Linked DNA regions of Homo sapiens: region 1 is linked to region 2. Evidence: chromatin loops called from intact Hi-C (ENCODE). Cell type or tissue: PC-9. All regions are shown on one strand.

Region 1 (8,000 bases), 260 kb before region 2:
AATTGCTTGAACTTGGGAGGCGGAGGTTGCAGTGAGCCGAGATCGCGCCATTACACTCCAGCCTGAGCAACAAGAGCAAGACTCTGTCTCAAAAAAAAAAAATATATATATAGTTTAAAAACTCTCAAGCCACCTTGGTATCTTCCATCTCATGTTTTATAGATGTTCAAACTGTACCATTTCAAACAGGTGCCGTGCTGTGAAAAACATGAACACAGTTTGAAATTCACTCTTGTAAAATATTTTGATATTAGCATTTTTAAAGGATCTGGGAAGTGTTGATATTCATTAACAACATCTCATTGCTCCAGAAACAGTTCAGCCTGGGTATTTTGAGGCTGAAGTCATGTCATCTCAGGTAGAACAACACAAAGGGCTTGCACTTTGGGGTAGTTCTCGTGAGAAATATGTAATCAGATTGTGGATACCCTAGACAAATCTTCTGTCTTAAGATGTATAAGTCTTATGCAGGGTAAGAATGTTGCTGACATAGTCCTTGAACAGCCTTCAAAATTATACTGGCTTTTCAGGCTCTGTTCCCCTTTAGCAATGCAGCAGATTGAAATAACTTCTGAAGCACTTTGAAAATATTGTGCTACTGAAAGCCTTAGAATCTCTTGACATTTTTCTCCCAGGATCCTCACCAGATCCTTTGACGTGGACAGTGGTGGCATTTTGTTTCTCTTGAGTTTCTTGAAAAGTTCATATAAACCACCATTCTCTCCCAAAACCTTTTGCAGTTTTCTGTGCTACATTTTCATAGGACATTACTGAACACTACAAACCATCTGCCGTTTCACACTTTGCTAGCTGAGGTCAGTGATACTGATAGCTGGGTAAGTGTGAAGTATGTGAAATGATTAGCCATCTCACAAGGGTGGGGTTGCACCAGTACCTGTTTGAAAAGCTCTTGTATGTTAATCCACAAAGACAAATTAATTATTAACATTTAATATCGTATAACTTACAGGGAGAAAAAAGGATTGTTTATTCACTGTGCTACTGTGACACCTTTGTTCAACAGGGAGCGTGTTACAAATGCCACAAGTAGTAACTTGAGGATACATCCTTTAACAGCTTATTAGTAGTCATTTCCCAGTCAAGTAAACATCTTAGCTCAGAAGTTTGTTTAGTAAAGCACAGTCATATTGTGGAAGCAGGAAGTAACCTCACATTGCACAAACACTGTCTTAACAGTGGGACAGAAACTTTTCTAATGACAATGATTTTTATGTAAATTGTATAGGCCTTGAATGGTAGGAACCTAGACAGTTATGAGTCAACATAATTGTCCTTTCCCTTAGAATGGCCCTTAATTAGTCATTCATTTATGTTGTCTTAGATCTTCGGGGCTTCTTCTTGCCTCTGGCAGGTCAGCCAGCATCATTCTGGAACATGGTGGCCTCTTGCTAAAAATATTTAACAAGATTGAGGTGGTGTTTCCTGTGTTAGCCAATATTTGATACCAACAGGCCTGACATATTTTAACAAAGTTAGTGGCCTAAAGATACGCCCTTCAACAGGATAAAGCCATCCCAGGATGCTATAGGTGGGTGAATTGCAATTAAACCATTCCTCGTTCGTAATGCAAAGATGCATGGTTGCATGACAGCACCTCCCTGTATTGTATTAGTCATGCCTGGAGGAAAACTCAACAAGGGTTTCTGATCCTCTGGGAAATTTTTACATACTAGATTTGAACTCAGACTGTTTGAAATCCTTGAAAACTCCATTGTGGCTGTTCAGTGCTGATGACCATTTCTTAAAATGGAAAACAATCTGTAAAATATTATTGATTACTTGGTATACTGAAAAGTGACAAAGGCGTGGGTGCTTTGGCAAGGGATGCAAACTTTCATGGCTAATGCAGCCGGCAGGTACCTAAGTGAGAAAATCAGACCTGGTGTACAAACTGGGTGTCATCCACTCCAGCAGAATATTTCTGTGTAAGAAGAATGTGGAGCCAGTGGCATCTGATCATCCAAGTTTTCAAGAGAAGGTAGAAACATGTACTTTATTTGAAATCTCTGGGTTTCTAAATATTGGTTCAGATGACTCTGAAACATTGTACTGGCTAAACTCAAGTGTACAGGGCCGAAATTGATTCACAGGCCATCAGTTTACAATCTGTCTTTTATGGAGATCTGTGTCAAAAGCATGATAGTCATGTATTTGCTATGTGGATGTTAAAGTCAAATGAGGCCAGGCATGGTGGCTCATGCCTGTAATCCCAGCACTTTGGGAGGCCGAGAAAGGCGGATCACGAGGTCAGGAGATCAAGACCATCCTTGATAACATGGTGGAACCCCATCTCTACTAAAAATGCAAAAATTCGCTGGGCGTGGTGGCACATGCCTGTAATCCCAGCTATTCAGAAGGCTGAGGCAGGAGAATCACTTGAACCCGGGAGGCAGAGGTTGCAGTGAGCCGAGATCACACCATTTGCACTCCAGCTTGGGCAACAAGAGCGAAACTCTGTCTCAAAAAAAAAAAAAAAAATTCAAGTGAAAATCCGATTGTTAATGAATTAGAATATCGGATCATAACACGTTCTAGAGCTGGAAGAATGTGTCATGGTTTGGCATCTGTTCCACACCAAATTGTAGAGTGTTAGGCTACCTGTATTTTCAGATTCCTTCTGCTTTGAGAATTAAATCTGTTGTAGTCACATTCTGACTTTGGGCATAGTTCTATTTGCCTCCCCAGTGAGCAGACACCTGGCTCTTCTTGGTGTGTATATGAAAAGTAGAATAAGTGGAATTCATTAGAAGCTGGCTGCTATCATGTTTAGGGAATTCAAGAATGATATCAACAAGGAGAATGAATAAAAGAAATATTTAAAGACCCAAACTCCACTAAGATGAGTAGACTCAGACTGAAAAAAAAAAAAAAAAAATCAGACCTGGAAGCAATGGGGAATGATGTGGCTTTTTAGAGTCAAGATTTGGGTCGAATAGAGTGTAAGTTTCAGAGGCAAAGTTTCAACCAATGTCAGCAGTACAAAGGCTACAACTTCCAACATCAGATCTCCATCAGTAACAACATCTTGGAAGAGGGCAGAGTTGTTTGCAGAAAAACGGTGGCTGGGGTCCCTGGAATGAGTGAGAGCAACCCCAGGAGGTAAGGTATAGGTGAATGAAGAGTTCAAGCAGGTGCTGGGGGGAGGGAGACTGGGGGCTCCATTTACAGTGTTGAGATGCCTGCAGGGGCTAAGAATATCAAAGGTTTGTTCAAATATCCTTCAGCCTTTTCATCAGCTCGACATTTGCATCCCTTGGTCCTACCAGCTTTATTTCAACAGTGAGTACACTCAGATGACTGAGCCAGCTCACGTTACTGATCTCTATCTGTTTGTCATTCTAGCTCTCTTACCTCCCACATGAGTTGTACCTTTTTGGTGCAAATAAGCTGCCAGAGCTGGCTTGGCTTGATCTCTGTGCTGCAGATGTCTCTAATTAACTTGATTGAGACAGGTCCATGGGATCCTGTTGCACAGTCTGACAAGTCCCACTGTCCTGGGAGGCACTATCCCATCACCTGAAGCATGCCTTTTGCTAATGTCCTTTGGGCAAAGTTTATTAATGACTAAAGTCTTCAAGTACCCATAGTTTTAATATGAAAGCTGTGGAGTGATGGTTGCTAATTTGCAGCCAGGAGTGTAAGAATTATCTCAAGTTCTCATTTAAATTCTGAGTAGAAATCTCCAGAGACCTTTACTAACAACTTCTAGTGTTTTTAACATCCAAAGTGTTACAATTTTTATCATCACTAATACTATTAACATTATTATTTGCAGTAGCTGAGAGAAACACGGTCTTGAGTCACTGCAAGTATAGACGCTTACGATAAAAATATTTGATGACGCCATCGTAACCTAGTGACAAAACATGTAATAAAACAAGTGTTTGGAAGTACTGGTTTGACTAGTTGTGAGATCTGCTAGATGTCTAATTACTGTAGGTTAAATTAGCCCCCAAGCATTGTAGAGAATGGATTTGTCTTTATTTCCTTTAATATCCACATTTACTCTTGTTTTTCTGGAATAATAAATTATTCAATCAAACTTTATATTTTGTGTGTATGGCTTTGTGCATGTGTTTTCTGTGAATATCTATAGCTTTTCAGAACTTGTGTATATCACTGCAGACTTAAGGCTATTTGCACTCTTTGAAACAATATAGCAGTTATTTCTAAAACGTATGGACATGGATATAACTTATTAAATGTTAAAAGAAACAATAGATAAATCTTCAACTACATGTAAGAACTACTACATATGTAATATCACTGTCTTTATTATCCCCTATAGCTACAACACCAAGCTATGAAGGAGAATACTGTATTCTTTGATGTTTAAATTCTTTTTTCATTAGTTACCATTCACATGTGGATGGATCACCAAATACATCTTTTCAGCTGTTGTAAATAATCACAATCCATGGTCCAGCCATCACTAAGCAACATGGCCTTGCCCTACCCATAATTTACAAGTGGATTCACCTATTAGTAGAAGTAGTTCATTATCGGTTATCCAGGCTACATTATTCAGTTGGAGGATTAATGTTTCTATCATCAACTGACTAGCATGAATTTGTAGACCATGTGCCCCAAAATGAAGGATAAAGACAAGATAGTGACATGATCCTTATCAATGCCAAGGAATATAAAATGTTACTGGGACCATGTCTCAGATTTAGAAAAAATAATCTCTGTAACTGCACACATTAAGTGTAATAATATCCTCAGTCCTGTGCAGTCTCAGAAAGGGAAGAGATCTTGGTGGGCTATGAAGGTAATGAAAGCTTAACAGAACTTAACCACTGAAGAAAGCCCAGTGGAGGAGTGAGGGAATTGGAGGCAAAAAGGGGGAATCAACAGAGGCCTGAAGGTAGGAGTTTGCACAGCAGGTGAGAAGACCAGGTTACAGAAGAGTCCTGGGAATTGAGGCTGGATAGGTTCCATGCTACCAAAATATGGGGAGTGCGAAGGACCAAGCACAAATTAGAATTGATTTTACAGAATAGGGAGTCACTGGGGTTCCTAACCTGGGAAAGCCTGATGAATTGGGAGGCGATAAGGAGACAAGTGAGACCAGCTAGAAGGTAATTATACTAATTGCATGAGTGACAATAGTATTGCATGAGCCTGCGGTATTAAAATGGGTTCTGAGAGATCTGAGAAGGATATCAAGAAAGAAATCATCAGAACTTAGTAGATGGGTTTTTCTTGAAGAAAAGAGATAAAAAAGACATCTTACTCCTGATTTCGTGTATTTTTATTTTTAATTTTTTTTAGAGATAAGGTCTTGCTATTTTGCCTAGGCTGGTCTCGAACTCCTGGGCTCAAGTGATTCTCCTGCCTCCGCCTTGTCCTGATTTCATTTCATCATTCTTGTGGACATGTCCACCACAAAGTACAGAATAGAGAAGTGAAATTTCAAAAAGTTTAGTTTATCCATTATCAGCAATGTTAATCTTTAAAATATTAAAGGGGAGAAGAATTTATGAATTGTTGAAGGAGTGCCGAAATTGAGAATTGATATAGAATTTAGAGGCACATTTTAAAATTCCCATCTATGCATCATTAGGAGAAAACTTCAGCAACTGACTGATTCTATCAGCTTCTCTGTTTAGTCCTCCAATTTTAATCAAATAAGACTGACACAGACATTAATGGTTTCACTGCTATTATACCATTCTCTCTGGTCAAGTCTCAATGCTGCCATGCATATGATAATTGGAGATTAGTCATTTCCTTGGATATACTTCATCATCCTCAGAAGCCGTATAATAACAATTGGGTGTCATTTGCTTTGGGTCCAGCTTGGAGGCTTAAAATAGCATCTCTGGCTATTCAGATAAGCCCTATCAGGATCTGAGTGCTGTATGGTAGCCCCAGAAGCAGCAAGTTAGTGTTCCCAGGACCCTCACTGTTGCCATTTTTTGGGACTAAAAGCAGATGGCAAGAGAATGCCAGATTTGGCACTTACAGGGTTATTACAGCAAAGGAGCGGCTCTCCAGCTGTAGGTGTGTATGTGAGTTTCAGAGCCCCTCCTAATGAATTTTAGACTGAGAATCTCATTCTCCTGGAACTATCTATCACTTGAGAATCAGAGTAATTATTTCCTATTGCCCTTTGTGGAATACAGTTATAATTGCATTACTGTTAACGGTGTTCGCATTAACACTTAATTGTTAATGTCCTCCTAATTTGGAGGAAATCATCACCTCTTCATATTTCATTGCTAGAAAGAGTTGTTAAAGAGAATAATTTGAAGCTTCCAAATGGAGAAACAAGAAATGATGCTAGAATTCAGAGGTGGAATTTGTGGGATGACTTCTCTTTCTGGTATTTGTGTGTGCATGTTTGTTTTCTTTTAAGGTATTATACGTCTACTTCCTTTTGAGATTAAGCCACAATGCACAGTCATTCACTGGAAAGTAACAGGGATTCTTGTGATGTGGAAACAGCTCTTGGGTGCGTGGTAAAAAAAAAAAATAAAGGGGGGGCAGTAACTTCTCTCATAGTTGACATCCTGTTTGAGTGTTGAAAGACACATTAACAAGAAAAGAAAGACACCACTGTGGCAAGGTCAGTCAGAAGGTGGTGGGCTACAGGCCTTGACTTTCAGATGATTGTTAACTTCTTCCTTTACAATATACTGAACTGCCTGTTGTTAACAACCAAGCCATTCCTTGGCTTAGCTCCGCAGCAGGAAACTGAAATATTTTGAGAAGTCTTTATTCAGGCTTGCAAAAAAAAATAAAAGAAAGAGGAAATACCAAAATTAGATCAATCTTTGAATCTATTAAGGGGAATATTGTTTAGGGCATTTGAGGATCTATTTTCTTATGAATGTAGGATGGGCAAGTCTGTACCACTGGTTTGGTACTTTCTTAGGGGCCTGAAAGTGTAACTGCAGTTGAGGAGCGCAGGGAACAGCTTCATGGATGCTGGGCTGGGGTAGTCACATGGGACCCAGTGTTCAAAAGGGCCTGGTGTTTGGTTGAATGTTGTGCTGCTACCATCTTGAAATTCTTAATAATGTTTTAACAAGGGGCCCCACATTTTTATTTTGCACTGGATCCTGCAAATTCAAAATGCTAAGCACTTAGTTGGTCCTGCTAAACATTCATTGGTGGTTGTGGCAGAATGTGGTTTAAATTTTACCAGGTGTGCTAGAATCTATATTCTCCTCCATCACCCATAAGTAATTAAATTCTGTGCTCCTATCAACACATAAACTGGTTTGACAACAACATTTCAGACTTGTTCTTTTTAAAAAATGTCATTTAGTGAAGCAGCTGTATTTCCTTAATGCTTACATGATGCCAAATAACCTGTATGGCCTATTTTTTTTTTCCTTTTCAATTGTTTATTTCTACATCACATGTAGCTGATGGGTCCTTGTTAAGAAAACACAAAGAATTAATTAATGAGTTTAATTTCATGAGTTTTAATGTAAGCTTTCAACCAAAAGAACTGTGAAAGCTGGTAGAGTGCCAACATTGGTGAGGTTTTAACTCTTGCACACCCAGGAACACATTCCTTAATTTCTAAGGGTGTGATTCTTTAGTCCTGGAAGATTTCAAAAGCACCTCCAGGCTAGGAGTGCCTCCTTCTAAGGACAGTCACCTGGCACCATTCAGTTCAGAATGGACGTTTCAATGATTGCTGCTAGCAGAGCTTGATTTCTTATCAAGTTATGCACTGTCAAGTGAGGAACTGCACCATTCATTTTATTTTGCTCTCTGACTCATTAGCTTTATTTCTTATAAACACCCTTCCCTTCCAAGCACAATCTAAAAATTTCTGTCATTAAAAGCAATTTTGTTTTTCCTGCCTAAGGGTGACTATTTCCAAGAAAATATGTGCATTTTGACAATGTGATTCTTGCCTATTTAAAGCTACAAGTATAATTTCTTTTTTATTGGGTGATAAACTTTCCTTCTGACAAAACAAAGGGCAGTCAAGATTTCTTCCCATTTTAAAAACTGTG
Region 2 (8,000 bases):
GTCTGATGTGAGGATGGAAGAACAGATGGGCTCATTTGTCCATTTTTATTTATTTACTTATTCATTCATTCAACAACAAAAAATGAATCGAAGAAACTTTTTTCCTTTTATTTTTAGTTGGCCCATAATTGCTTTTATTTATGGGATTCAGAGTGATATTTCTGCATATGTATACAATGTGTAATGCTAAAATCAGTGTTAATTAGCACATCCACCACCTCAAACATTTATCATTGCTTTATGTTGTGAACATTCAAAATCGTCTCTTCTAGACTTTACAGAATGTACAATAAATTATAGTTAACCATATCTACCCTACAGAGCCACACAACACCAGAACTCATTCTTTCTATCTAGCTGTAATTTTGTATTCATTAACCAATTAATTAGTTTCTATCTAGCTATAATTTTGTATCCATTAACCAATTAACTTCTTTCATGAACTGAGCTTTTTGTTTTTAGCTTTCACATGTGAGTGAGAGCATGTTATATTTATGTTTTTGTGCTTGACTTATTTTGTTTAACCTAATGTTCTCCAGGCTCATTCATGTTGGCATGAATGAGAGGATTTCATCCTTTTTAAAGGCTGACTAGAATTTCATGATGTATATATACCACATTTTCTTTATTCATTCATTTTTTGATAGACATTTAGCTTGATTCCATATCTTTGCTACTGTGAATAATGCTGTGATAAACAGAAGTGCAGGTATGCCTTTGATATCATGATTTCTTTTCCTTTGGAAAAAAAACACAGTAGTGGGATTGCTGGATTATATGGTAGTTCTATTTTTAGCTTTTTGAGAAACATTTACACTGTCTTCCATAATGGCTGTACTCATTTATATTTCCACAAATAGTGTATGAGTTATCTTTTCTTTTCCTCCTCACTAGCATTTGTCATTTTTTGTCTTTTTGACATAGCCATTCTAAGCAGGGTGAGATTATATCTCATTGTGGTTTTGATCTGCATTTCCCTGACGATTAGTGATGTTGAACATTTTTTTGTATACTTCTTGGCCATTTGTATGTCTTCTTTTGAGACATATGTATTCAGATCCTCTGCCCACTTTTTAATGGGATTATTTGTATTTTTGCTGTTGAATTGTTAGAATTCTTTTTATATTCTGGATATTAGTCCTGGTCGAATCAATAGTTTGCAAATATTTTCTCCTATTCTACAGGTGTCTCTTCACTCTGTTGATTGTAAAGAAACTTTTAAACATGTAAATTAATAGATAATTTACAGAATACTAGGTTCTGTGGGGTGGAGGGAAGGTACAGAAATTAATGATTTTGCTGACTTCAAGTTCTTACCACATAGAGGAGATATTAAGAGAAGTATTTGGATAATCATAATCCAAGGCAAAGTCTAATTTTTGGCACAACTCAATGGTTGCTCCAAACAAGCCTAGTACAAAGTTGTTTTGCTAAGTATTACCAAGAATGCTTTTCAAGTAATTATAATAGTTTTTCATGCCTATACTGTGGCAGGCACTAGGCTAAGTGTTCCCTTTCAATTAGCTCACTTGATTCTCATAACAACTTTAGGAGATAGTTCCATTTTACCATCTCTATTTTACAAAGAGGTTAAATAACTTTTCCAAGGTCACACTACTACAGAGTGGATATCTGAGCCAAGCCCAAACAAAATGCTGTGGACAACGTCCTGACTGATGTAATTATCTCAGTCCATTGCAGAAGTAGCACCTGATTCCACTAGGAGCTATTAGCAACGTAAGGATCCGATTTTCTGAAATTCACCAGTAGAGAGGTTGGCCAAGGCCAAGAAAATAGGAGAATCATGATATTTATTAAGACAGGGAAATGGGGAAATCTCTGGATCACGGTGCTGGCCAGGGTAAATATGACCTGGTGTAAAATGATGTAACCCTAGATTTATACCACAGTGTAAATTTCATGAGGGCAGAAACTGCAACTTCATCTTACTCATCCTTGTCTTCCCATCACCAAGCACAATATATGGCACTGAATGGGCATTCAATACACTGATGGTGAAAGAACATATGAGGAACCAGTGGTGAAGGAGTCATTGAGAAATTCATTTACTTCATCATCTGACCATGCTGGTTATCGTGAGAAAGTGAGGCCACATTTAATCTTTGAACAATGCTGTAACTTTGCTTGAGTGAATCACACTAAGGAGGCTGTAGAACAGAGAGGTTATGTACATGCTTTAGAGTCAGGCAGAACATGTTTGGATCTAGGCACCCATAATTACTTGCTCTATGATCTTAGGCAATCTAATTTTCTGGAGTCTTAATTTCCTCAGTTGTAAAACTGGAAGTATAATATCTCATGTGTTGTTACAGAGATTAAAAGTGGTAACAAATATAAACTCTTAGTACAATGTCTGGCACATAGGAAGGGCTGCTATCATTTTTATTCCTTTTGTTGTTATTCATGTTATCATAATGATTATGACTATGAGTCATAACAATGGAGTGGAAAGAGCTCTAGACATCATTAAAATACCTTTGCTCTATTCCTGATATATATATATATATATTTTAAAGTATATTTCTAACTCAGATCTCCTAGGAATTGTATTTTCTGTAAAATATAGTTGTGTAGAAATGAGGTTACATATAGGAGCACTTGGTAAATTGCAAAGCATGATAAAAATGTAAGATGATATTATTTTTCCTTACTTTACATAGTTTTATGATTTGTGCTTTTGGTATCTCCTATTTGGCTTGCTTGACCTTAGCTCTCAAACCTATATTCATAAGAAACACCAGGAGAAATTTAAACCTACAGATTCCTGGGCGTCACCCTTAGAGATTCTGATTCAATAGGTCTGGGTCGGGGATGAAGCTGCATTTTTCAACAGGCTTTTCTGTTGATGCCAGTGCAGTTGTACTGTGGCTACCCTTTGAATAGTGCCACTCTGCGATGTGTAACTAATTTGAAGACTGCCGTGACCACTTCAAATTCTAGATCCTGCTTGGTCCTGAAGCAGTGGTTGGTAAAGGCTACTATGAGAGCTGTGGCCCACTGTGCGTCGTCATTTCTATTTGTAGCTGAGTGGAGTTGGCAGCAGGCACAGGCTGGCAGTCGTTTCCAACACACTCCTTGTCAAAGTACATACTGTTTCTGCAGCTGGCATCTATTCCCTGTACATCCCAATTATAACAGTATTACTGAGTCTTGTGACAGTCACACATTTCATCACCTTGGGGGACTGGGCAGAACAGGTTTGCCATGGCAAGGGTGCCCTGTTCCCTCCTTTCTTTGTATTCATCATAGCCTAGGAATCTTGTTGGTCTTGCTTGGCACTGAGTGTGTGCTGTTCCTAACTGAGGATGTCTGGAGCCCAGAACAGGTCAGAGATTATGTGTAAGCTGCAGGTTTGGAGTTGCAGGTTGTGCCTGCTGTAAAACACTAATTTTTGAAGCATTTCTACTATTAAAATTTTCACTGTTATGATGATCATCATGCTTTGCCCTCCTTTGCTGGGCCTGAATGCCTCAGCAAACCATTCCTACTCCTAGGTGCACATGACTGATCCTCTATAATTTGATGGAAGTATAGGGTGAATTTCACACTACCTGCATAATGGGGAGTTTTGATACCTGCATAATGGGGAGTTTTGATGCCTGCATAACTTTTTCCTCTTAAGGAAGTAAAGGAGATAATACAATAGATGTTGAACTATTGTAGTGAAATGTGTTTATGTATAATACATACTCAAACTGTCTTTACTTAGTAACCTGATTTTTAAAATATGAATAGCAAGTTGACACACAGAAAAACATATATTGAGAGTATCTGTTATTTTGGATAATTACTGGAAGTGTGTTACTCTTGAAAGTTATAGTTAATGAAGATATTAAAATAGATCAGCATTTTTCTTTTTAAAAAAGCTATCCTGACATGGATGTGGGTTTAGTAATTGTTACTGGTAACAGCTTATTTGAGATCAATGTTATATTTATGTTAGTTGGTATCAGCTGGAAAAAGATGATTCTTAAAGGTAAACTCAGGGAGAATAGGCTGAATATAATTAATACAAATAGGAGAAATGACTGTTGTCTTAGTCCATTTGTGTTGCTGTAAAGGAATACTTGAAGCTGGGTAATTTATAGAAAAAGGCTTATATGGCTCACAGTTCTGCAGGCTGTACAAGATGCCTAGCAGCAGCATCTGCTTCTGGTGAGGGCCCCTGGCTGCTTCCACTCGTGGTAGAAGGCTAAGAGGAGCAGGCATGTCCAGATCACATGATGGGAGAAGAAGCAAGAGAAAGAGAAAGAGGAGAGACGTGCCTGGCTCCTCGTAACCACCAGCTGTCATGGAAACTACTAGAGAGAGCACTCACTCATCACTGTAAGGATGGCACCAACGCATTCATTCATGAGAGATCTGCCCCCCTGACGAGAACACCTCCCATTATGCCTTTCCTCCAACCCCAGGAATCAATTTTCAACATGAGATTTGGAGGGGTAAAACAAATCAAACTATACTAACTGACAAATGTAAATATTTACAATAAATATAGTAGTGGTGATATTAGAGACACACTGAATTTTAAGCTGTCTAGCAGAATCTCTCCTAAAAAGATAGCATGGTTCTCGAATGTAAAAATTTGCAAAAGTTAATAAAATACCTTATTTGAGTATTCTGCCTTCCATAACTCAAGGGAAATGTAAGGAGCTTAACAGAGAATAAAAAAATGGTCACAAACGTTATTAAAAGAATGGAAATCTAACCTTATATGGGGAAGTTTCGGGAATAAGGGCTATTTTGCTCTGAAGGAGACAGCTGAGATCTGACTTTGATTTAGTAATGGCCTTCAAAAAATGGACATAAAATGTTAGTATAGAAAGTGATCAATTTTCTCCCCTATCCCACTTTAGCAAGAGCAAAGGGAAGTGTACCTTAGCACAAAGGTTGACAGATTTAGATTTGCAGTTGGTGTTTTTAGGAGAAAATCCTAAAGCATAGAATTCTGAGAGGGAGCTTTAAAAGGCAACACAACCTCTACAGTGTGTGAGGATGGTTTGTGAGTGGTTGCGGCCAGTGTTGGAGAGGTCACAGTGCTTTTCAAGGTTCCTCAACCCTAGAATTCTATGATTAAGCCTAGTTATAGTATGGTGCCCAGGAGGAACAAGCAATTGCTGTGAGAGAAGTTCTCAGAACTGCCTCAAACTCAAAGGTTAAAAGAAATGACAGGGCAGTTTTCAGTTTAACTTGGAGCAGAGAAGCTAGAGCTACAGGAGGATTGGTGACATGAACAGATCTGAGGTAAATTTCCTGTTGGAGAAGTGCCACGCAGACTGTGAAAAAGTGGCATGACTGAAAACATCGATCAGGACAGTCAGAAAGCAGGAAATTGTAAGACAGTGTCTCATCCTAAATTTTATGCATGAGGATGAACAGTCATTTCTTTGAATACAATAGAGACCACAAATTTCCTTATGCTTTAAAAAGTTTATAAAATTACTTTTTAACCTAAAGTTTAAAATTATTTAAAAAATATGCATATTAATTTTGTTGTAATACACATAGCATAAAATTTGCCATTTTAACTATTTTAAGTGTACGTTTTAGGGACGTTCACATTGTTCTACAACCATCACCATTAACCATCTCCAGAACTTCTTTCATCATTCCAAACTGAAACTTCGTACCCATGAAACAATAAATCCTCTTTCTTCTCCCCAATAAAGTTACTTTAATAATTAATCGTATTAAGAAACTATTACCTATTTGGTGCATAGTGTTTTTTTCAAAAAGGGAAATTTAATCATGGTTATCCTATCCTAGGGAAAAATTATGAAGCATTTATTATCCATCAAAGAATATGGTTGTTCATGGTTACAGGGTCTAGAACTGGATAAGAAATATATGTTTTTTCAAAAGAAACCTTAAAACAGAAAATGTTTTAATATAAAAATTATACACATCTAGTTCATGTCATTTGTAGGGACATGAATGAAGCTGAAAACCATCATTCTGAGCAAACTATTGCAAGGACAGAAAACCAAACAGTGCATGTTCTTACTCATAGGTGGGAACTGAACAGTGAGAACACTTGGACACAGGGTGGGGAACATCACACACTGGGGCCTGTCGTGGGGTGGGGGGAGGAGGGAGGGGTAGCATTAGGAGATATACCTAATGTAAATGACGAGTTAGTGGGTGCAGCACACCAACATGGCACATGTATACATATGTAACAAACCTGCATGTTGTGCACATATACCCTAGAACTTAAAGTATAATAATAAAATAATAATAATAATAAATTATACACATCTGAATATTCAGGCTTTGATTGTAAATGTTTTCTCATTTCTTACTACACTGTTACTAGACTGTAGTACAGTCCATGGCTGGGCTTGTATTAGTAAAGCACTGGCTCACAGATAACAAAAGGATTATTAATTTTATATCACAGAAGCTGCAGACTGCTGTACCTCATCTGCAGACTGCTGTACCTTATAGGCTGTTATATTTTGAGTTTCTAATGACCATAGAGGCCAGGTACAGATTTAAAATATTACTAACCCTGATGAAAAGTATTTAACATTCTTTATTCAACACCAACTTATTATAGCTGTTGTAAAATGTTCATTATTAATTTTTTCCCCAGCTGACATCTTGATTTCAGGTTATTAATTTCTATAAACATACCAATGCTATTCCTATTCATGTTTATTGGCTATAAAATAAAAACAAAACTAGCTTTATTAACATATACAATTGTCTGTAGGATGTGTAAAATTTAACCAGAAAAACTGAAAGGGATATTTAACTATCTAAATACTTGTTCAAGTAAGGTGTATGTTAATTTTCATTCTTTTAAAAATTATGTCTTTTCTTGTTGAGCTGCTAAGATTTCCCTTTATCCTAATTGTTCTGCCATTTCACTGTACTGTGTCTAGGTTGGAACTATTTTTGGGTACTTTTTTTGTATTTCAAATCCTGGAATTTCCTCGGCTATTATCTTTTCAAATTCAGTTTATTTTCCATTCCCATTTGGGAGACCATATCAATCTACTGCTCTGTTCTGAGTGGATTGGTTAGTCCTGTCTTCTAATTCATTGAATTTCTATTTATTTGTATTAATATGGAGGTTTAAAAATGTAGTAAATATCTTTTCTCTTACATTTTTAATTGGTTCTATTTTTAAATTTATCTCTTCTTGATTTGTTTCTATTTTGGTCTAAACAGTTTTTTACTTTTTAAAGCTAGAACTATTTTTATAAGGAGCTCAAATGCTTTTATGATATTAATTTTGGTTTTTAAAAAATTATTTTATTGGTAGTGAATGAGTCTCTCAACTATTAATGATGCTTCTCTCTTTCATAGTACTGATTCTTAGGGGCTTTGGAATGATCCTTCCTAAATTTATCTTGAGCAATCATCCTGCCTGCCTGCCTTGCCTTCCTCTCTATACTTATTACTACACATGCTGCTTTTTAAAAAATGTTTTTTTTTTAATGAACAAATAAGAACTTTACATATTCCTGGAGTACATAGTGATGTTTCAATACATAAAATGTATAGTGATCAGATCAGGGTAATTACCATACCATCATTTCAAACATTTATAATTTCTTTGTTCTGGGAATGTTCAATATCCTCCTTCTAGTTTTTGAAACTATATAAGATATAATTGCTAACTACAGTCATCCTACAGTGGCATAGAGCTGGTGGTTTTCCCTGCCCTGGGATGTTGACCCCCACCCCAACACGAAGCTAGTGAGCAGCACAGCCCAGGTCCTGACTGGAAGTCCTTTGGTCTTCCAACCTCTGGAAGTTCACAGCTTTATTGAAGTGTAGCCTCAGGCAATGGATCGGTCTGTCAGCATCCTTCTCTGGCCAGCATCCCAGCTTAACGATGCATCTCCTTGTTTCTCTACTTGAAACTGAGCAGGCTGATAGATTCAGCTTCTACTTCTGAACCTGTTTTTGGTGCATGAATCCTTATCATCTTTTTTAGTGTGATTGCATCTTTTAATTAATTTACTTAT

The links. A loop is a pair of places that touch in the nucleus more often than their neighbours do. Peaks named below come from ENCODE experiments on the same cell type or tissue, not always from the same donor. Only the 100,000 strongest peaks of a DNase experiment are listed, where the experiment ranks them.
Region 1: it touches region 2 in a loop (29-fold over the local background); 2 of 110 quality-filtered maps call a loop at or near these places.

The regions. Positions count from the first base shown.
Region 1 is chr5:107,468,159-107,476,158 of GRCh38, reverse strand. All of the region lies in intron 1 of EFNA5 (ephrin A5), which reads left to right. Among named protein-coding and RNA genes, the nearest start is that of EFNA5, 200 kb to the left of the region's middle. RefSeq lists enhancers at 1,274-1,423, 2,892-3,646. In PC-9, no CTCF peak of the experiment used is centred here; DNase peaks (open chromatin) are centred at 1,148, 5,768, 6,438, 7,288 and 2 weaker places; H3K4me3 peaks cover 1,956 bases; H3K27ac peaks cover 7,863 bases.
Region 2 is chr5:107,213,075-107,221,074 of GRCh38, reverse strand. No RefSeq gene overlaps it. Among named protein-coding and RNA genes, the nearest start is that of LINC01950, 210 kb to the right of the region's middle. In PC-9, no CTCF peak of the experiment used is centred here; DNase peaks (open chromatin) are centred at 2,014 and 3,254; H3K4me3 peaks cover 1,274 bases; H3K27ac peaks cover 4,381 bases.